Regions from separate parts of the Homo sapiens genome. Here region 2 is linked to region 1. Evidence: chromatin loops called from intact Hi-C (ENCODE). Cell type or tissue: CD14-positive monocyte. All regions are shown on one strand. Each heading gives the region's core, and the rest is flanking DNA. Links, peaks and the distances in the headings are about the cores only. Region 1 has its middle 7.5 kb from the start of KCTD12. Region 2 holds the start of LOC105370265 (a long non-coding RNA gene).

Region 1 (8,962 bases), core at 1-8,000:
GATTTCAGATGTATGGAAATGCTTGGATGTCCAGGCAGAAGTTTGCTATGGAGGGGGTCCTCATGTAAAATCTCTGCTAGGGCAGTGCAGAAGGAAAATGTGGGGTAGGAGCCCCCATACAGAGTCTCTACTGGGGCACCACCTAGTGGAGCTGTGAGAAAAGGGCCACCATCCTCCAGACCCCAGAATGGTAGGTCCACTGACAGCTTGCATTATGTGCCTGGAAAAGCCATAGACACTCAACACCAGGCTGTGAAAGCAGCCAGGAGGGAGGCTGTACCCTGCAAAGCCACAGGGGTGAAGCTGACCAAGACTATGGGAACCTACTTCTTGCATCAGTGTGACCTGGATGTGAGACATGGTGTCAAAGGAGATCCTTTTGGAGCTTTAAGATTTGACTGCCCTGCTAGATTTCAGACTTGAATGGGCCCTGTAGCCCCTTTGTTTTGGCCAATTTCTCCCATTTGGAATGGCTGTATTTACTCAATGCCTGCATCCCTATTGTAGCTAACAAGCAACTAACTTGCTTTTGATTTTACAGGCTCCTGGGGGGGAAGGAACTTGCCTTGTCTCACATGAGACTTTGAACTATGAACATTTGAGTTAATGCTGAAATGAGTTCTCTCATTTCATTCATGTGGCCTAGAAATATAAAAAAAATTTTCTTGTGTCATGAATGCATAAAATGTATGTCAATACAAGCCTATTAGATGATTTGCTACCATAAAATTTACACAAAGCTATTATAAAAAGGTAAATTGCATCAAAATTTATGTATATACTTACTGACCAAACATGGCACCACTGCAGTTGAGAGAATTATAAACAAACATGCAGTATTAAATTATAACTGCACAAAATTAACTGTAGCACATACTATACTACTATAATTTCATAGCCACCTCCTGTTGCTATTGTAGTGAGCTCAAGTGTCAAAAGTATCCACTTAAAATGCCATGTAATGCTACTCATCTCTGCATGAGCAGGTCATAACTCTGGTAAATTATGTGTCACAATGAAAAGTGATCTCTCATGTTTCCTGTGTATTTTTTTTAACATGTTTTAATGCAATAGCATAAACCTTGAATAACACATGACACCCATACAAACTGCCACTAGTGATGCTGGAAATGCTCCTAAGAAGCAGAAAAAAGTCATGACATTACAAGAAACAGTTAAATTGCTTGGTGTGTATTATAGATTGAGGTCTGCAGCTGTGGTTTCATTTCAAGATAAATGAATCCGGTATAAGGACCATTGATAAAAAAAAAAAAAGGAAAGAAAGGAGAGGAGAGGAGAGGAGACTCATGAAGCCACTGCTGCAGCTATGCCAGCAGGCATGAAAATCTTGGACTTTTTGCAAAATACCTTTTTATCTTGAATTGAAAATGCAGCTTTTCATGTAGATACAGAATTGTTATAAGAAAGGCATATCTATAAACTCTAATGTGATTCAAGAAAAAGCAAAGTCATGGTATGACAACTTAATAAAGGAAGGTGAAGGATCTAAAGCTGAAGAACTTAATATCAGCAAAGGATGGTTTGATAATTTTAGGAAGAGATTTGTTTTAAAAATATGAAGATAACAAGGGAAGCTGTATCTGCCAACCAAGAAGCAGCAGACGAGTTCCCAGACACCATTAAGAAAATCATTGAGAAAAGAAGGATATCTACCTGAACAGGTATTTAATGCAGACAAAAGTGCTCTATTCTGGAGGGGGCAGGGAATCCACATAGGACATTTCTTAGTAAGGAAGATAAGCAAGCACTAGGATTTAAGGAAGGAAGGGATAGGTTACCCCTACTGTTTTGCACAAATGCAATTGGATTTATGATTAGGACTGCCCTTTTTATACAGCTGCTAACTCCCAAGCCTTGAAGGGAAAAGGTAAACACCAGCTGCCAGTCTTTTGGCTGTACAAGAAGAAGAGCTGGACAATGAGAACACTTTTTCTGGATTGGTTCCATCAGTGACTTTGTCCCTGAAGTCAGGAAGTACCTCATCAATAAGGGACTGCCTTTTTAAAGTTCTTTTAATACTGGACAATGCTCCGGCCACCTAGAACCCTGTAGTTCAACAATGAACACATTGAAGCAGTCTACTCACCCCCAAAGACAATGTCCCTAATTCAGCCTTTAGGTCAGGGGGTCCTAAGGACTTTTCAGACTCATTAAACATGTGCTATGGTCTAAATGTTTGTGTCCCCTTCAAATTCCCATGCTGAAACCAAATCCCCCATATAATGGTATTAAGAGGCGGTCTTGGGAGGTGATCAGGTTCTCATGAATGGGATTAGTGCCCTGATAAAAGAGGCCTGAGGGAGCTTGTTTGCCTCTTCCACTATGTGAGGACATAGAGAGAAGGAGCCATCTGCACACCAGGAAATAGACCCTCTCTAGACACCTAATCTGCTGATGATTTGATTTTGGACTTCTCAGCCATGAGAACTGTTAGACATACATTCCTGTTATTTATAAGCCACCCAGTTTATGGTATTTTGTTAGAGCAACGTGAACAGACTAAGACAAGCTGCCACACTGCCTCCAGTAATACTCTCTTCTAAGCTATTCTATGCTAAAATTTAAAAAATCTTGCTATTACATTGTTTTTGGATTCTTCACAAGCTTGCTTATACTCCTTCAAATATACTCTTGCCTATTAAGATAACTCTTAAGCTTGTGATGCCTAGACTTAAAGATATGTGAATGCTAGGTGTAGTTTTACTGTCAGTTATTGTGTTTTTACTATCACATCCTCAGCTTGGATCTGTAAGAGGAAAGATTTGACATAAATAATTTATAAGGTCCTTTCCAATGTTGAAAAGCGATTGTATTTGGTGTTTGTACCTGTGCATGTTACAGTCATGCCACTGTATTGGCTTCTTAAACTTGCAGTAGATGCAGACTCCCAGGTCACTTTTCATGTAAACTGCTCGACTGTGTCATAAGCAATTGCATAACTTTACCTTTATACTTACTACATCCTCTCTTATTTGCTTCTCTTTCTTGCTGAAACCTATGTGGATAATTTTGAAAGTTAATTCCATATTTGTTTGGTTAGTTAGCCCACTAAGCTCTGTGTAACTATACATTTTATTAGCATAATTCCCACATGTTAATTTAATTTACTGATAAAAATTCAATAGAAAAAAGCTAAAACAGAATCTTTCTCCTAACCCGTTCTCTTCAGTTACGCATTGTTTCATTCATCAATAATCTTTGAATGTCTGTTTTTATCAACCATGTCTCCATCTAATTGATATTATTGTCCAGCACACATTTCTCTATCTTATCCAAAAAGATCATGAATGAGCTGTCAGATACCTTGCCAAAATATAATATACTTATGTCTACAGTATTATCACAATGCTGAGATATTAGCAATGCTGAGGAAAAGTGTTTTGTTTGACCTGACTTACTTGAGGTCAGCTTTGTATAGTATCTTTCCTGTTTCTCTAGAAACCTCTGACTCATGCAGGAAGGTAACTTCCCTCCCTATGATCTTCACCTGTGGCATGTCCCTGCTATTTTACTAGTCACTTACTTTGATATTGTACAGGTTCTCATGGGCCAAGGACCTGTGGAACCATCCATAACTTCTGGCAAGATCAGGCACATAGCAGGTGCTCTATAAATATTTGAAGGGATGTTGAATGCAATGTAAAGGGGAGCTAAACTTGCACTGTTGATACTTCTTCCAGTAAAATCTGTTGCAGCCATGCAAAACTTCTGTTTCCTTTGCAGTGTGCACACGTTCTTCCTGTTGTGGAGCCACTGTCGCCTGGAAGCTAGGGGGAAACACCATAGCTGTGGTTTGGGATGGTGCTCTTGCCCTCTTTAGGCTCAGTTCCTCAACATTTCATGGCTTAAGTCCCTGGGTTTAGAACAGAGAAAAAGTCATTGTCTTTGGATTTTAAGGATACCTGGAGTTTTTAAGGCCCTCTTTAGAACACTTCTGCTCACCCCTACCCAGCCTTTACCTCCTAGAGGTTGCCAATAGCTGAACTTTTAGTTACGGAGATAAAACTATGCCAACTGTACTTTGAGTTGCAAAGTCTAGGATGAGAAATAAGCCCTGGAATTGAGGGTTCCCAGCTGTCTAGATTTTGACTAAATTTTCCAACCAGAGAGTAAATTTGTGTTAGATGTGACTGACTCCTAGGAAGAAATGGGGAACTGCTGAGGAAGTGCCATTTACCCTGTCCATTTTAGTTACTGTTAAAGAGACATCATCTAAGAGAGAGTGATAAACAGATTGAAGAATGAGGTAAGCAAACTCACCAAGGAACTCTGAATTATAGAAGTGCAATGGCAATGGGGGAATGAAAGGGTGGGAGCAGAAACCTACATGCATGATGTCATGATGTATCCGTTATGTGCCAGACATTGTGGAAGAAAATGCTTTGTATCATCTCATTTAATCTCACAAGAGTCCCATGAGGTTGGTATTTTTGCTCCATTTTAAGATAAATATCTGAAGTTTAGAATATTTAAATAACTATGACCAATATCTGATTTTAAATAAAACCAGGAGAAGGATACAGGTTCATCAAACTCTAAAGTGTATGATTTTCCCATCTATATTTTACTGTAGGAAAAGAAATGTATTTTTTAAAAGTAAATTATACCAAGTAATGTAAATTTAAAGTTTAGCATGTTTTGAGGCAATTTTCTTACTGTGAAATATTATGCATATTTCTTTAGTAACTGGAAAGCAAATTGGGGAAATATATTTTTCCCCCTTAATTATATCAAATAAATGATCTTACAATTACATAAGAAATCAACCATTACAGTCTAGCCAGTGGCTTGGCTTCTTGTGCAAACCTCACAATAAAATATGCAGACTTTCTGGAACCACATATTAAAATCTCTGCAGTTGAATCAGCCCTTCTTTCTAAGTAACCTAAACTCAATGCTATTCAGCATATTAGAGAACTCTAGGGATGAGATCTTTAAAACCCAATGTCAAAAGGTGAATACCCGATGATCATCACCTTAGTTTCATTCATGAAAACTGGCTTTGTCCTAATTTATTTTCAGGCATGTGGGTCTGTCCTGCAGTGAGGTGCCCTGTTTTAGAGCCCTAGAAAGATATCAACTACAACTTTAACATAAGTATAAAATAATAGGGTGATATTCTTGTGTAAATTGGCTTTGAAGAAAATTTCCAAACAAATGTACCAAAAATGGTGAGTGATTCCAGCATCCCTCAAAGGAGTATATAGTCTTCAAGGTGATTATTTTGAATGACAACCTTCATTTGGGTGTTAAATGGAGCTGATATGGCTGCTGAAGAGTTCAAAGAGCATGGGATATGAAATCAGGAAGCATCCACGTGCATCCCAGCACTGCATCCCAGCCACCTGAGAGGAGGTGTGAGTCACCTAACCTTTTTGAGTTTCTTTCTTCATTTGGAACACAGGTTGGTTAACACCTCACAAAATTGTGATAATTAAGTCAACCTGACAATATGAAAACACTCGAAACAGAAAAACACTAGAATGTGATTAGAATGTGATAACTTATATATAGTTCCTCTCTAAATTTAATATCATGATTGGAAACCAAGACTTTCAAATTCTTATGAAACATCAGTGATGTTAATAATTAGTCTTAGTCAGAAGTTCCAGAATCACTCAAGTGATGAGGGCCAGCTATTTTTGTGTTCAGTTTGATATGCAAAGCCACAAGTAGAATGCACTTGTTCAATTTTATGAGCCCCAGAAGACCAGTGGATACTGCTTGCTTTGGGAAACTGGAACCTAGATCTCAGCAGTTTCCATGGATTCACTTTATCCTTGTCAAGAGTTAATGAGATCAGAATAAAGCCAAATGAACATGCTAGGAACTTGGTGCTTTGCAAACCGTAATGATATTTGAGAGAGCCAGAAATAAAATCTTGTTTATTTTGTGTACAGGACTGAATTAGGGAAAGATTAGGACAATAGTGTGTCAGTTCTATCCAGGGGCTCAAATAGAGATTCTTATTTGGGTAAAAGTACACATGGATACAAGGAAGGGAACAATAGACATTGGAGCCTACTTGAGGGTAGAGGTTGGATGGAAGGTGAGAATCCAAAAACTACCTATCAGGTACTATGCTTATTACTTTGGTGATGAAATAATCTGTACACCAAACCCCTGCGACGTGCAATTTACCTGTGTAACAAACCTGCACAGGTACCCATAAACCTAAAATAGGTTGGAAGGAAAAAAGAAGGCAGAAAGAAGAAATAAGGGCCAAGGACTTGACTCTTTCTTAACCCTAGTTCTTTCAGGGTGGCTACTTTGAGTTTCTGGTTACCAGTACTGCGGAACACAAGCACGTAGACTTTAGAGTAGCATTTCTGCCCCCAGCAGAGATAAAGAGCTGTGTTATCTTGGTCAAGTTACCTTACTTCTCTTTGCCTTGGGTTTCTCATCTGTAAAGGGGGAAAATAATATAACTTACTTCTTAATACATGTAAAGCACTCCTAGAGGAAAGGGGATTTAAAATGCAGTGTTTAAAAGCACAGATTCTAAGGCTACACTGCCTGGGTTCAAATCCCAGCTCCAGCACCTATTTGCTGTATGATCTTGGGAAAATTAGTTCACTGTGCCTCAGTTTCTCATCTAAAACTTGGGTAATAGCACCAACCTCATAAAGTTATTGTTAGGATTAAATGAGTTCATACATGTATAGTTCTATAAATAGGGCTGGCTCATAGTAAGTACTCTATACATGCTTGTTATATTATTTGTTTCCTGGATAAGCTCCAAACACCATCTTAAGGGTATAGAAATATCAACATTGTTAACTTTTGTTTCTTTGTTTGGTTCTATAAATCATAAAAATCATACTCTAGAGATAATCATACAATGTTGGGATATTCTTTACTGTCTAGACCTGTTTTTTTTTTTTGTTTGTTTTGTTTTTTGAGATGGGGTCTCGCTCTGTTGCCTAGGCTGGAGTGCAGTGGTGCGACCTTGGCTCACTGCAACCTCTGCCTCTCAGGTTCAAGCAATTCTCCTGCCTCAGCCTCCTGAGTAACTGGAATTTAGACCTAGTATTTTGGCAGTGTACCCTATATAACATTTTGTTCTCTTTTCTTCAGGTTAAATATTGTCACATCTTTTACCAAATCTTTATTAAGATCATTTTGCCTCCGGATTCACTTAATGTTATTCAATTAATCTCTCCTTCTAAATGCAAAAAGTCAATGACTTCTAAAGCCTGCATGGAGAAAAGATTCACACATATTAGGAGGATGACAAATGGAATAAATATTTATTCAGGATAATTTCTGATTCTGCCTCTCTTCCCCTTTCCCCATAGTGTTCATTTTAATGTTTCTGCCATTCATTTGTTCATTCAGTATTTATTGGGAAGACTTGTCAAGCACCATGATAAGTGGTGGAAAATAATGATTCTGACACTTGAATGGTGTTTTACAATGTACAGATCATTTTCACATATATTAAATTCATTCAATTCTCAAAGGCACTCACTTCATTTCACCAGTTCTTCCTCCCCTTTAACTTTATATTTCTCTTCATGTTCCTCATTCCTTTCCTTAAATCTTTGGTATGCAGAATACAGTAGTCTCCTTTCATACAAAGGGTATACATTCCAAGACCCTCAGTGGGTGACTGAAACCGTAGGTAGTACTGAACCTGATTGCTGTCCATTGGAACATGTTTCTCTTCATGTCTTCAATCCACAAGTTTAATGCCTTTTCCATTTTCACTACACACTTATCATGCACTCTGTGCCATACGTTTTGTGTTTGGAGGTGTGACAGCAAAACTAGCACAAATTTTTCCTTCATAATTTCACAGAAATTTCACAATGTCTACATTCTTATCATAGATCTTAGCAACCTTGGGATGTAACTTTTTTTTTCTTATTAAATTGAGAACTTTCACCTTTTCACTTAAAGGCAGCATTTTATGGCTTCTCTTTGGCATATCTGAATTGCCAGCATCACTACTCTTGTAATTTGTGGCCATTTATTAAGTAAACTGAGTGTTACTTGAACACAAGCACTGTGATAGGGTGATACTAAGACAGTTGATCTGACAGCTGAGATGGCTACTAAGTGACTCATGGGTTGGGAGTGTAGAGGTGTGGATATTCATGTCCAGGGCAAGACGAAGCAGGACAGTGGGAGATTTCATCACACTACTCTGAATGGTGTGCAATTTTGAATTTATGAATTAGTTATATTTCTGGAATTTCCATGTAATATTTTCAAACCACAGCTGACCATGGGTAACTGAAACCATGGTAATGGAAACTTTGGATAAGAAGGATTACTGTGGGGAGTGGGAGGGGAAGCTGGTTTGAAGAGAAGGCAGTAGGTGGGGGAGAAGATGCAAATGAGATGAGAATGTAGGTCCAGAGATGTTTCCAGTATCCTCCACTTTAGGATCAAAGGACAGGTTACTTGCAGGCACACTGTATCTTATTCAGGAAAATACAAAGAGTTACTTGAAAAGGAGCAATGACCATCAATTAGCAATGACCATCATTAGAAACTGGTTTGAGACTAAACACAGGGCTAGTGGGTTTCCAAATCCTCCCCAATCCCTTGCAATCAAGCATATTTAACATACTGGAGATGCTAAAGAGTTATGACTCTCTTCTTATAAACACTCAGGCCCTCAAGTCCCAGCATCAGAGTTCCCCAGTAGTATTTCCTTTTGAATTCTGTGATACCAACCAATAGGCAAGAAACAGAACACACAAAATTAACTAGAAAAACATTCCTTGTGTTTCAAATCACCTGTTTCATTCATTATTATATCTCTCATGCATTACCTGGCTTCCATAAGGAAATACCAATGGCTTTTCTGCAGTAGACTAGCTGGTGGTTGATGACTACCTTATGTCAAGATGTAGAGAATGATGATAGTAGGCTGCAGGTAGTGAATAAGCACACGGTATCACTCACATTTGACTCTGTACTGATCATCTCA
Region 2 (13,699 bases), core at 1,871-9,870, 94 kb after region 1:
TTGAGATCAGTCTTCTTGGTGAAGTCGGTTGATTTCATCCCAGTCCTGAATGGGATTCATTTTCCCATATACATGGAACGAATCACTGGGTAGATTAAAAACAGTTCTCTGCTACTCTGAATAATTTTCTTTATAGGTTTGAAATTCTCATCTTTAGACATGTACCGAGTTAAGCAATTGTAAATGTTGGAGGTATTATTTAGCGGGAGTGGTGCTGGAGTTGGGGCATTTGGTCTATACTTAGTGTAGCCAGGCACGGTGGCTCATGCCTGTAATCCCAGCACTTTGGGAGGCCAAAGCAGGAGGACAGCTTGAGCCCAAGAGTTCGAGACCAGCCTGGGCAACATGGCGAAACCCTGTCTCCACCAAAAATACAAAAATTAGCTGGGATGGTGGTGAGTGCCTCTAGTCCTAGCTACTTGGGAGGCTGAGGTGGGAGGATGGTTTGAGCCCAGGAGGTGGAGGTTGCAGTGAGCCGAGATTGCACCACTGCACTCCAGCCTAGGCAACAGAGACATACCCTGTCTCAAAACAAAACAAAGCAAAAAAGTGTAGCTCAAACAAACAGAAGAAGTTTTTAACATTTTCATGTTCTAGGTATCAACAGATTTGACAGCAACACTGGAAGAGATTGAAAGTCTCAGAACAGCATAACAAGTAAGCCACAATTACTTTGCATTTCCCATCACAGTATAGCAGTGCTTGACAGTGTCCATTAAAGTCTTCTCTGTTTCCACACTTCTCACTAGTTTGCCCCAGTGGTGTCCATTTTGAGTAGACCTATTGACTTCTTTGAACTCATCCTTTTATATACTCACAAGACAAAATTTTTGTGTGTTCTGGTGAACAGACAGTCTTTCTTTGGATTCAGATAAATTATTTTCCTCACCTCTTATTCATAGCAAATTGTACTCTACTCTGTAAAATTTAAATCAAAATATGGCAGCACACCCAGCAAGTCCCATGGCTGGGTGTGGCCATCACTGACTGAGAACCAATGTGAGTACCTCTCTACACCTGCTAGTTTATATGAATAACTCTTAGGGAATAAGGACTTGAGGAAGTGTTTATAAAAGTACTAGAGTATGAGGAACTTCTACAAAGGCCTGAATATGCAAAGATAAACACTGACTATCTAGGTGGTAGCACGAGGCTATTTTGTTATTATAGAGGGTCCTGTGGCTTGAATTGTGTCTCCCAGAAAGACAGGTTGAAGTCTTCACCCAATACCTGTGAATATAACCTTGTTTAAAAATTAGGCTTCTGTAGATGTAATCAAATTAAAAGGAGGTCACCCTGGATTATGGTGGGCCCTAATTTAATGACTGCTGTCCTTACACAAAGAGGTAAATTTGGATACAGGAATACAGAGACAGACGATGGAAACAGAGATTGGGGTGATGTCACTGCACGCTAAGAACGGCAAGGTTTGCCAACAACCACCAGAAGCTAGAAGGGAGGCCTGGAATGAATGCTCCCTCAGAGCCTCCAGAAGGAACCAACCCTGCCAACACCTTGATTTTGGATGTGTAGGCTCTGGAGCGGTGAGAGAAAAAATTTCTGTTGTTTTAAGCCACCCAGTTTGTGGCACTTTGTTGTGACAGTGCTAGAAGGATGGTGATGTTGCAATTGGGCTTTTTCTCCATCGTCGTAGCCTATGTTTCAGTTTTGCCTTGTGTGGGTATCATGGAAACCCTGGAAATGTCTACTGATGGGGAAGTTACTTTGGTATAATATTGCTCCCATTTGGAGCCGAGAGAATTGCTCTCTTTGTCTCTCTCTGTCTCTGCCTCTGTCTCTCTCATCCTTCCCTCTTTCTCCTGGCATCTCAAAAGCTCACTAGTTTGTAAAAGCACCACAGTGATACCTAATATTTTCTTTAAAAATGTGTATTGATGCTGGGCACGGTGGCTCACGCCTGTAATCCCAGCACTTCGGGAGACCGAGGCGGGCTGATCACCTGAGGTCAGGAGTTCAAGACCGGCCTGGCAACATGGTGAAACCCCGTCTCTACTAAAAATACAAAAATTAACTGGGTGTAGTGGTGGGTGCCTGTAATCCCAGCTACTGTGGAGGCTGAGGCAGGAGAATCTCTTGAAACCAGGAGGGGCGGAGGTTGCAGTGAGCCGAGATTGCACCATTGCACTCCAGCCTGGACACCAAGAGCAAAACTCCGTCTAAAAAAACCAAATATATATATACATATATATGTATATGTATATATGTATATGTATATATATGTATATATGTATATGTATATATATGTATATGTGTATATATATGTATATGTATATATATGTATATGTGTATATATATATGTATATATATTGACAGGGGCCTATGTTTTTCTTTTTCATTTTCAAATGCTGACGTTTTCAGTGAGGCCTTTCTTGTCAATACTGCAGGGCTTCAATCAAACAGCACTTGAAGTCTTTTCAAAAACCTGCAAGATTGAAAAAGATTTTAGCCTGTTAGAAAGGGGAATAATAGGTTTCATACACCCTCCACATTCCTATAAATATCTCCTCTTCCCTTGCTGTTAAGAACTCTGAAAGCGATGTGGAGGGTGTGGCAGCACAGGGCAGCATGAAGGGGAAGAGGAACTAGCATTTTGTGGGTTCTGCTGATGTACTGATTATCCCAGAACAGTCAGTTGAATCCAAGGAGCCTGTTAACACCATTCCAGCAGTCCTACAGCTGCCTTTGATATTTAGAATTGAGGAGGTTGAGAAAACCCAGTCCAATTAAACACATGGTATTTTAATCAAATAAGGATTAAAAGCAAGCAAAGACAAAAATAGTACCTTTACTGATTTCTGGGAGGAAATTAAATCAGACTTACTGCACAGGGAGAGAAATGATATTATAAGTTTATAAAAGAGGAGACCTTAAATTCTGCAACATTAAGTTAATGCTCCTGTATCAACTAAGCAAAGAAATTCCTTCGTTGTTGGGTGATATGCGGAAATCAGGATAGTTAGAAGCTATTAAAAAAGATCACAAAAAATGAGCAATAAAATATTGCCAGCAATTTGAACATAATACACTATGTACATATTGAAGAGTAGATAAAATATTCTTGCTGCATAGAATATAAAATTCTTCAACGTGGAGAGATGATTCACTCATCTGCTATTGGAATTCTTGCTGAACAACCCTGTTGCCAATTTCAATCGATATTCCATTGAAGGTATTACCACATTTCAGAATACACCAACAGGTCTGGAGATGTTATAAATATATATCAAGTGTAGGGATCTCAAGTGTAGAGGGGTCTGGCTTATGACACAAAACAAGTTGGAAAGGAAAAGGGGAATTTATAATCATCCAGCCTAGGTCATTTTAAGACTTGCAAATCTAAACTAAAAACTGTTAGATTTTATGTTTGATGAGTACATCTTTTGTCTTAATTTTGCTTAGAGAAGGAGTAAGTTGTTATTTAGCTATATTTATGGATAAACATTTTGATTAAATTCAATAGCAATAGGCTGGGTGTGGTGGCTCACACATGTAATCCTAGCACTTTGAGAGACTGAGGCATGAGGATCACCTGAGCCTGGGGAGGTCAACGGTGTAGTGAGCCAGGATTGTGCCACTGCACTCCAGCCTGGGCAACAAATTTCAGAACACACCACCAAGTCTGGAGATTATGTGTGTGTGTGTGTGTGTGTTTGTGTGGTGTGTATTATATATATATGTATGTGTATATAAAAATGTATGTGTGTGTATATATATGTGTGTGCATATGTGTATATATATATGTTTGCTGCCATTCTCCCCATAATAAAATCCTGAATTTTCTTCTTTTTTAAAAAAATTATAATTGCCCCTCTATCTCTACTACCTCTGCTGTGCTCTGGGTCTTGACCAGCTTTCATCTGGACTTGTGAAACTTCCTTCTCTGTGTCCCCTTTGTCATTCACAAAAGCTTGTGAAATGTCTTAAAATGATGTCTTCTCAGCTCTTGCCATTTCCCTGGAGAGAGCTCCTGGCAACCTTTCTGCCTGAAAATTCAACTTCCCTGGATCCTATTTACTCACTGATTAAGAGAATGCATCTTCCCATATATAGTAATTGCCCAGAGTGCAAATACTGATGTGTTCTTACTCAGGGTTTATTTCATAAGTAACAGTAACAGTCAGGGTCCATGGGTTGTAGGCAACAGAAACTGACTTTGGGTAATGATATGGTTTTGCTGTGTCCCCACCCAAATCTCATCTTAAATTGTAGTTCCAGTAATCTCCAGGTGTCGTGGGAAGAACCAGGTGGAGATAATTGAAACATGGGGGTGGTTTCCTCTATCCTGTTTTCATGATAGTGAGTTAGTTCTCACGAGATCTGATGGTTTTATAAAGGGCTTCTCACTTCACTGAGCACTCATTCACCTTCCTGTCACCATACGAAGAAGGACATGTTTGCTTCCCCTTCCACTATGATTGTAAGTTTCCTGAGGCCTTCCTCAGCCATGCTGAACTGTGAGTCAATTAAGCCTCTTTCCTTTATAAATTACCCCGTCTTGGGTATGTCTTTATTAGCAGTGTGAGAATGGACTAATACAGGTAATTTAAGAAGAAGGGAATCTCCTGGGAGGTAGGCACTTGGATTTATTGTTGCAGCAAGACTATTTAATTAAAAAATGTAATTCTCCAAAAGACATTTGTGTCCTATAGGAAGGAGAAGTGGGTGCTGAGTTGTCAAAATATTAAACACAAATATACACAACTATTACAAGAATACTTACATATTTTTATTTGATTTATAGATATTAGATTGGTGCAAGAGTAATTGTGATTTTTTCCATTAAAAGTAATGGCAAACTCCAGTTACTTTTGCACCAACCAATACATTTGTGTGTATACACATATCTATGCCATTTTTTTTCTTCTGAGACAGAGTCTGGCTCTGTTGCGCAGGATGGAGTTCAGTGGCATGATCTCGGCTCACTGCAGCCTCCACCTCCCAGGTTCCAGTGATTCTCCTGCCTCAGCCTCCTGAGTAGCTGGGACCACAGGCACCACCATGCCTGGCTAATTTTATATTTTTAGTAAAGACAGGGTTTCACCATGTTGGCCAGGATGGTCTCGATCTCCTGACCTCGTGATCCACCTGTCTTTGCCTCCCAAAGTGCTGGGATTACAGGCATGAGCCACCGTGCCTAGCCTAAGCCATTTTTAAAATACTATCTTGCCATGATAGTGCTGAATACCTCATGATCAAAGTCTTAGATTTGATATGGATTTTGAAGGGCATGAAACACTTATTTGAAGATTATTTTGTGGAGATAATTTTCTCTAAATGGAATGATTTCCTTTTTAGGATCTAGCTTGGAAGGAACGAGGGTAATGCTCTGAATCAAAAACACATCTGTTGATTTATGGAGTGCTTCACTAGTGACTTGGACATAAACAGATCATTAATTTCATAATGATTGAAAAGGTGGATGAAAATGCATAGAGAGAGAAAGTGAGAGGGGGTTGAAATTACAGCTCTCACCACAAAAATCATAACTATAAGGCGATGTACATGCTAATCAGCTGGATTTAACCACTCCACAGTGTATATATACACTTCATCATGTTGTATGTCATAAATACATACAACTTAATTAAAAATAACTTTGGAAAAAAATTACAGCAGGATCACTGGTCTTTGGACATATTCAGGGAAGGGATCTCAAGTGTAGAGGGGGCTGGCTTATGATACAAAACAGGAAGTTGGAAAGGAAAAGGGGAATGAATTTGTAATCTAAACTAAAAACTGTCAGGTTTTATGCTTGATGAGTATATCTTTTGTCTTAATTTTGTTTAGAGAAGGAGTAAGTTGTTATTTAGTTATATTTATGGATAAACATTTTGATCAAATTCAATAGAAATAGGCTGGGCGTGGGGGCTCATGTCTGTAATCCCAGTACTTTGGGAGGCCCAGGAAGGAGGATCGCTTGAGCCCAGAAATTCAAGACCAGCCTGGACAACATGGCAAAACCCTGTCTCTACAAAAAAAATACAAAAATTAGTCAGGTGTGGTGGCCTGCGCCTGTAGTCCTAGCTACTTGGGAGGCTGATGTGGGAGGATCACCTGAGCCTGAGGAGGTCGAGGCTGCAGTGAGCCAGGATCGTGCCACTGCACGCCAGCTGGGGCAAAAGAGTGGAACTCTGTCTCGAAAACAAAAAAACAAAACAGCAAAAAAACCCAAATTCCATAGAATTTGGTTTTTATTTTTATTTAATTAAAAAGTGGGATCATCACATTTTAAGTCGATATACAAGTACACTTAAGAGGCCTGCCTTTTTTTTTTTTCAAGAAGTGAGTATTGTTAAATATGTCCTAGTAATTTAACAAACACTGATGTTTATGATTAAAAAAACCCTCTTATGTTTCTATGTTTTGAATTTTGATTTTTTTTGTTAGTGGCTTGATCTGTTATTACTGATATACATTCTCTGTGAACTACGTTTGCTTTTAGTATAAGAGTGGACATTTCAAAGCTACTAGTAGCGTTAAATATTATTTAAGTGGATAAGCAAAAAGAAGTTTACTTTGTGTAATTTCCTCTTAAATTCAATGAAGTTGTGGCTTTATTTTATTTTATTTTTTACAATTCTCTCACGATAGTGTTCAGCTGAAGTTAGTCTCTGTTTTCCTCAGTTGTCCAATGGTGAATATTACTTTATCACCTCCAAGGCTGACTGTGTATGTAAGAATCACAAGATGGTCTACTCTCAGCTGTTGTCTTAGTGATACGGGGCTTTATGAGCTTGCCAATCATTTAACAACTAAAGCAGGAAGTGAATAGTAATGTGTTTGGTCTCCAAGGTGAAAAGTCAACAGACTCCACATTACTGTAATTTTCTTAATGACTGAATCTTTAGCCATAGCATTAACATACGTTGTGTAGTCTTTTTGTTTGTTTTTTTGAGAAGGAGTTTCACTCTTGTTGCCCAGCCTGGAGTGCAGTGGAGCAATCTCTGCTCACTGCAACCTCTGCCTCCCGGGTTCAAGTGATTCTCCTGCCTCAGCCTTCCAAGTAGCTGGAATTACAGGCATGTGCTACCATGCCTGGCTAATTTTTGTATTTTTAGTAAAGACGGGGTTTCAGCATGTTGGTCAGGCTGGTCTCAAACTCCTGACCTCAGGTGATCCACCCTCCTCGGCCTCCCAAAGTGCTGGGATTAACGGTGTGAGCCACCGCACCTGGCATTTTTTTTTTTTTGAGATGGAGTTTTGTTCTTTTGCCAAGGCTGGAGTGCAGTCGTGTGATCTCAGCTCACTGCAACCTTTGCCTCCTGGGTTCAAGTGATTCTCCTGCCTCAGCCTCCCGAGTAGCTGGGATAATTATAGGCACCTGCCACCATGCCCGACTAATTTTTGTATTTTTTAGTAGAGATGGGGTTTCACCATGTTGGTCAGGCTGGTCTCGAACTCCTGACCTCAGGTGATCCACCCGCCTCAGCCTCCCAAAGTGCTGGGATTACAGGTGTGAGCCATCACACCTGGCCCTGCTGTGTAGTTTTGAAAGCAGCAGTGCATAAATAGAAATGTGGACTTTTCAAACAAAATCTTAATCAAGGAACTTTAATGTAGGGATAATAGCTCTCTGGGAACTGGATGTGGTCTGGTGGAGAAACTGCTGGACCAGAAAGTGGACTTAATCATGGGAGAGAGCTTGTGTTAGAAAGAGATAAGCTAGGATGTTTTACCTTGGATAAAGTGGGCAGGGCTTCTCTCTCTGCGTTTTCTGCCACGTTCCCACTCCCTCTGCTCCCTCTTACTCCTCGCAAGTCCCTTAGAAGCCTCTGTCTATGGGGGTGGTTGCTAAAGCTGGGCTTAAAGGCTTTTCTTCTATTATTCTTACAGAATCTCCCTGGAGTAGGCTAATATTATCACCATTTTATAGATGAAGGAACATATGTCACTAGCCCACAATTATAAAGAAAATGGCAAAGCAGAGATTAGAAAATTGTTCTGTGCTTAGTTACCTAAAAAAGGCTCTTGATATTCATGTGATTAATCCCAGAGTAAGTGGTATGAAGGTTCAGAAATATCTGGAAAATTTCAGAAGCAAAACTGTCCCCCTACCTCCATGCATTTTTTTCCCTTTCTTTTTTTCTAAAAAAATTTCAGCGGGAAACTTCCCCATGCTTTCAAAAAACAAGAAAGAAAAAATTTTCTCCCTTTTTCCCATCAAACATTTTAAAAATAGGTTTTTATACCTCAACCCAGAGAAAGTGGAAAATTGGTTATTATTTCAAGATCCAGTATTTCGAGGGTCCTGTACACACACTTAAAACAGTATCTGGAGTCAGGGTTCTGCAGCAAGAAGAAGAAGGAGGTGTGGCCACCAGCAGATGCTAAGTGAACCCTGTGGTGTTCATGTGTCATCAGCAGCATATAATGGCCTCTCACTACCACAGTTCTCTGAGGCCATGAGGAAGGTTGGTTGCCGGGCAGTGCCCTGGTGCTGTGTCATTTAGGACATATGTTTGCAGCCATCTTAGGAAATTTCTTCCTCTCTCACTGTTTCTTCTGCTTATATCACTTGTCAAAATCTAAGGCAAGTAAAAGCAGAAGTTAACTTTATGGCCAGGCATGGTGGCTCACACCTGTAATCCAAGCACTTTGGGAGGCCAAGGCAGGAGGATCAATTGAGCCCAGGAGTTGGAGACCAGCCTGGACAACATAGGGAGATCCCATCTCTACCCCCTCCACCCACCACAAAAAAAAAAAAAAAAAAAAAAAAAAAAGACAGGCAAGGTTGCATGTGCCTGTAGTCCCAGCTACTGGGGACAGGTGTGTGGGGGTGGCACTGAGCCTGGGAGGTTCAGGCTTCAAGGAGCTGTGTTTGTGCCACAGCACTCTAGCCTGTGTGACTGAGCCAGTCCCTGTCTCAAAAACCGAAGCAAAACAAAAAGTAGTTAACTTTTGTAATATTAGACCTCACAAATGAGGGGCTGTGACAAACGCTGAAGAATGTAGTATACTGAATCAATTGTTGATTTATTTCTTATCTTAACTCTATCTGGCACTTAGGTGAGCTTCATCACGTCACAAGTCTCCAAGCCTCAGTGACCTCATTGGTGAAATGGAGCCCATTTTCCTGGTCTTGGCAGGACGTTCTGAAGTATAACTGAGTTAAGAGATGCGAAGGTGCTATATATAGCAGAAGCTAGCTCTATGTTGGACACTTTGTTCTGACCTGGGATTATAACTCAGATTTTTCAGAGGAGGTTAGGATTCCACTTTTTGGAGTTACATTTTAGCATCAGCTATCTACATAACAACATAGAAATGTCCTGACAGAGCAGCATGGTGTTTGGAACTCAGGTCTTGTGTTTCATAGTTGATCATTACTCCAATCTCTCCGAGTTTGTGAAACTGCCACAAAATTACACAAAAACAAAACAGCATCTCACATTCTGTTTGTAAAAGCATCACTTAGTCACCTAGGGCATAATAAATGGAAAGTTGTAGGGCTTAGAAAATGATCAGGTGTTAAGAGAAGCACAGAATGTACTATCATGTTTCAAAGGTTAATAAGCTTTTCCTGTTTCTGTTTTTTTTTTTTCTCTATAGTATTTTACCATCTCACATGACGCTGCTTCTCCAGATGAAGCCGAGATTGAAATGTCACACCGGCAGGATCAATTAGATGTTGTAGAATAGAGAGGCATTTGCTACCTGAACTTAATCCACAGGGCAAGAATGATTGAATGGAGGAGATTGGATATAGGGAGACTCAAGGGTAGAGGAAATCAGTTGAGCATAGTTTAAACAGACACAAAGCAGTATAAATGGTAACTCATGACAAAAAAAAAAAATCAGGGTGAGTGTTTATTATTGTGTATACTGGTTCACTTATTCAATTCTGAGAGACTACAAAGTGGAATAAACACCTGTCACAAAAAGAAATATAGTAGGAAAAGGAAGCAGGTATGTTTTTTGGAAATTCTAGATTTTTGTATCACTTCACAAAAGTGACGAGGAGAAAGATGCAAAACATATTCAGGCTGTAGGATGTCCTATGAGGAAGACAGTAGATGACATGACTGAGTAGGCAACATGATAGCTGTCTTCCTGTAGTTGAAGTCTTGTCATTGCAAGAAAGGTTAGGCATATTTTGGTAGGAATGACAGAGAGGAGGTTTTGACTTAGTATGAGGAGTGGCTTCCCAGTATTTAAAACTTGACAAGCATTGTTGGAGCAGCCTTGCCCAGCTCCCTGCTGCTGGATCAGTGGATATGTACTGTTGTAGAGGGATTCTTGCATTAAATGAGAGGATCTCAGTCACCCCTCTAATTTGCCTTCTCTGGAGCTTTAATTCACCTTGGAGAGGTTTGAAATGTTTTGCAGCTTGTTCAGGCTCAGACCTGAATGAGCTTTGAGGCTCCTTAGGCTTTGATAGAATGATACTTCTCAATAGCATGTACGCACATTGTAGGCCTGGGAATGGTTGCTGGTATATTTAGATTATGGGCAGCTGGTGTTAGCTAAGACATTTATTGGATTAGTCATCCCTAGTAACAATGATACGAAGTGTTTCTCCCGATTGTGAGTTGATATCTGTTATGTTGACTCTTTCAGTTTTATATTTATTTTTCTTTTCCATTCAAACACAGCTTAATGTGAAATCTTCTGGTTGGGAATCTGCTTCCCATGATAAACCACTATTTTTCTAGAGTCCACTGGTTGTTTCTATTTATGGATTTCAGTTTTGAGACATCGATTTATCATAGCTGTGGAAAACTAGCAGAAGGCTCAGAGTAAAGCCATGGAAACCATGAAGGACTAGGAAAACAAAATGAGAACATGTATTCTGGAGAGGTAAGGTTGAGGATAGAGTTTACACCTTTTTTGGCATGCCATTTTTTCCTAGTGCAGCTATTTAAATACATATACCTACATAGATGTTGATTAGCAGGTACAGAACCAACTGTGGTCTACTTGTTTGTGAAGGCTAATGTAGAGGATATCTTCTATCAAGACATGGGCATGAGCATCAAGATGTTCCCATAGCAGGCACTCTACCTTAACAAATCTTCATGGATTAAATTGAGTTCCATGTTAGTTCTAATATGAGCATCATGCTGCCAGTGAAGGTCATTAAACTTTAAAGTGTGTTCCCAGGGAATGCTGTGGCATCTTCATTTGAGAACATATTTTAAATTGGGTAGCTAATTATCTATTTAGAATAAAAGCAGATGAATAATTCTGAGTATGTTGTAAGGACTCATAGAGTTCTTCATTTCACTCATGTGTTTTGCTTGCATGTAAGCAAAGCAACAAATCCACAGTTCAAGGGCGAAGTAACAAATACATAAAAGACGACTACATAGAAAGAATTTCCTCATTGGAAATCTGTTTTCCTCCAATCAAAAAGAATGATAGTCTTAGTTCTGCATGATAAACATTCCTGACAAAAATGACCATCTATATTGCTCACAGTGCCTAGCATGTATGATAACCTGTTGTAGTTTGATTTGGGGGCAGACAGGATAGACTATAAATTTGGGTTTTCTTTAAAAAGCTACTGCATGTAAGACATACTGTTTCAGAACAAATAATGCCAATAGGAATTTATAATTTCAAGTTGGAATATAATTATAATTATATGGTTAGAGAAACTTTCAGTTTCTTTGTTTCTGGCTAATGAGTTCTAGAGCAGATATTTGGTGGTCACCTCCCCAGTATCCATTACTTCCCTTCTCCTAACACCTTGGGGTGGGGGGGATTGACTTCCCTCCCTTCTCAGCTAGGAAGCTTAGGTGGTGTTGATGCCACCACATGCCCTTAGGTGTAGGCTCTGATTGGCTTGTTCTAGTCATATCCCAGCCTCCCTGTCCGCACGACAAGAGCATGTAACACAATCATGCTAATGAGAATGTGAATCCAGAGAAGACTTTCTTTTTCTCTGGAAAGAGACATAAAGGTGTGAAGGCTAAAACTGCTGCATTTTGCTACTAGGAGGGAGAGCCCAGATCCTGTGAAGATGAAGCTGACAAGCTCTCTGTTCTTTAGTTTCCTCTTCTTTAAAATTGGGATGATATAGTACTTTCTTTTACATGTGTTGTGAAATTAAATTGGTTACCTCATGTAAGGTGCTTAGAATATCAAGCACTCAATAAATAATAAAAAGATTTATTCCCCTCCCCAGAGCCAATATAATAATTCTTTCAAACTGAGCCATCTGATTAATTATATTAATTTTTTGAATTAATTTTTTTCGTATTGGCTATATATACAAGCAATCTCTGCAAAATCTTCATTGACTTTTATTCCATAGAATTGGTTTTGCCAGTAATACAGAGTCATGTTAGCATTTAAACTTATATAAACATAGTCCTGGTGGTGTTTTAACATTAAACCTTAGGAGTCTGATCTTTGAAGAGCCATCTCTGGACTTCTAGAACCTCCAAAGTATCCTGATTCTTGCTTTCCAAACCCTCAGCTCTGTCTGGGAATAGTTTTGCAGAACCTTGGCAGTGAGAAGGAAGAGTTGTGATGCTAATTCCCAAGGCAGAGTCTGGAGTGATTATATCTTCAAATGATAATTAACCTGGGGGCATCTGTTGAGCTCAGTTAAGGCCTGGGCTAATCGAAGTCTGCAGATGCCTATGTTTAGAAGGCCATAACTGTACACAGTGGCTTCTGTGCTGTTCTTACTGTCCTAGTAACATTTTTTCCTTTAATATTGATGCTTATTTGCTTATTACCTTAAAGATAAGATTTACAGAGATAGAGAATAATGGTTAGAATTGATTCTAGAAGTTATAAATAATAGATTTTCCCTCGAAAAGCAAGGATTCCATTTTAATAAGAAATTTGTCAAGTTTTTGGTTAAATCTGACAGGACAAAGACATCTAATGTTTATAGATACTCTCATAGTGCCATGTGAAAGAGACAGAAACAATGTGAAGATATGTACATTTAGACCAAGAAGGGTCTAAAACATCACTTGCCTGTGGTTGGAAGAGTGGGATGGGAGAGGATGAGATAAGGAGGAACTTCCAGATGTTTACTTGGTGTACATCTGCATGGTTTGACTTTTATTTTATAGTGAATTCATGTGTTACTTGTATAATTTTAAGAAATTAACCTTGACATGTCAATACTTCCACCCAGGTTGAGTTATACTTTCTAAGATTAATTGTTTAGATCAGATTATAATAATCATTCCAGGTATTTATACTTGAGCCAATTGATGATTCAGATGAATTCAGAATTCATTAAACTTAAATGCTGGGTAGACAGCTAACTCCTTATTTATGTCTGGTATATTACATAATTTAATGTTTCTGAAAGCCCATTTTGCCTTTCTCTTTTTTCAGCACTCTCCCCCTCTCCTGGTTTTCCATACTACAGATATTTGGGTTGCATATACATCTGCAATGAATATTTTGCCTGAGAGGTTCATTCTGATATAAAACAGTATGTTAGATTTCCTGAATATTTATGACTTTCAGCTTTCACCAGTTCCTGCTGAATGAGAATCACTTGCCTGTGAGTGGGACGTTGCAGTAACCTCACACTCATGGCAATTAGAACTTGCTGCTGCAGTCGGATCTAGCAGCTGATGAAAAGTAGAAATTTTATGCTGGATGGGCCTTTAGGGACATTCATCCTAATCTTTCAGTTTTTATATGGGGAGAAGGAGGCCCAGAGAGCTAAGAGGAATTTTCAAGGTCCCTGTATTATATCTGGGGT

Evidence for each region. Hi-C counts contacts between places; a loop is a spot of excess contacts. Peaks named below come from ENCODE experiments on the same cell type or tissue, not always from the same donor. Only the 100,000 strongest peaks of a DNase experiment are listed, where the experiment ranks them.
Region 2: it touches region 1 in a loop (2.7-fold over the local background); 3 of 110 quality-filtered maps call a loop at or near these places.

What each region holds. Positions count from the first base shown.
Region 1 is chr13:76,889,420-76,898,381 of GRCh38, reverse strand. No RefSeq gene overlaps it. Among named protein-coding and RNA genes, the nearest start is that of KCTD12, 7.5 kb to the right of the region's middle. In CD14-positive monocyte, for the core only: no CTCF peak of the experiment used is centred there; no DNase peak of the experiment used is centred there; H3K27me3 peaks cover 239 bases.
Region 2 is chr13:76,792,949-76,806,647 of GRCh38, reverse strand. It overlaps LOC105370265 (a long non-coding RNA gene), which reads left to right and starts at 541. Exons shown (of 4, transcript XR_001749923.2): 1 at 541-657. RefSeq lists an enhancer at 8,290-8,409. In CD14-positive monocyte, for the core only: no CTCF peak of the experiment used is centred there; DNase peaks (open chromatin) are centred at 2,587, 6,777 and 8,427; H3K4me3 peaks cover 700 bases; H3K27ac peaks cover 5,108 bases.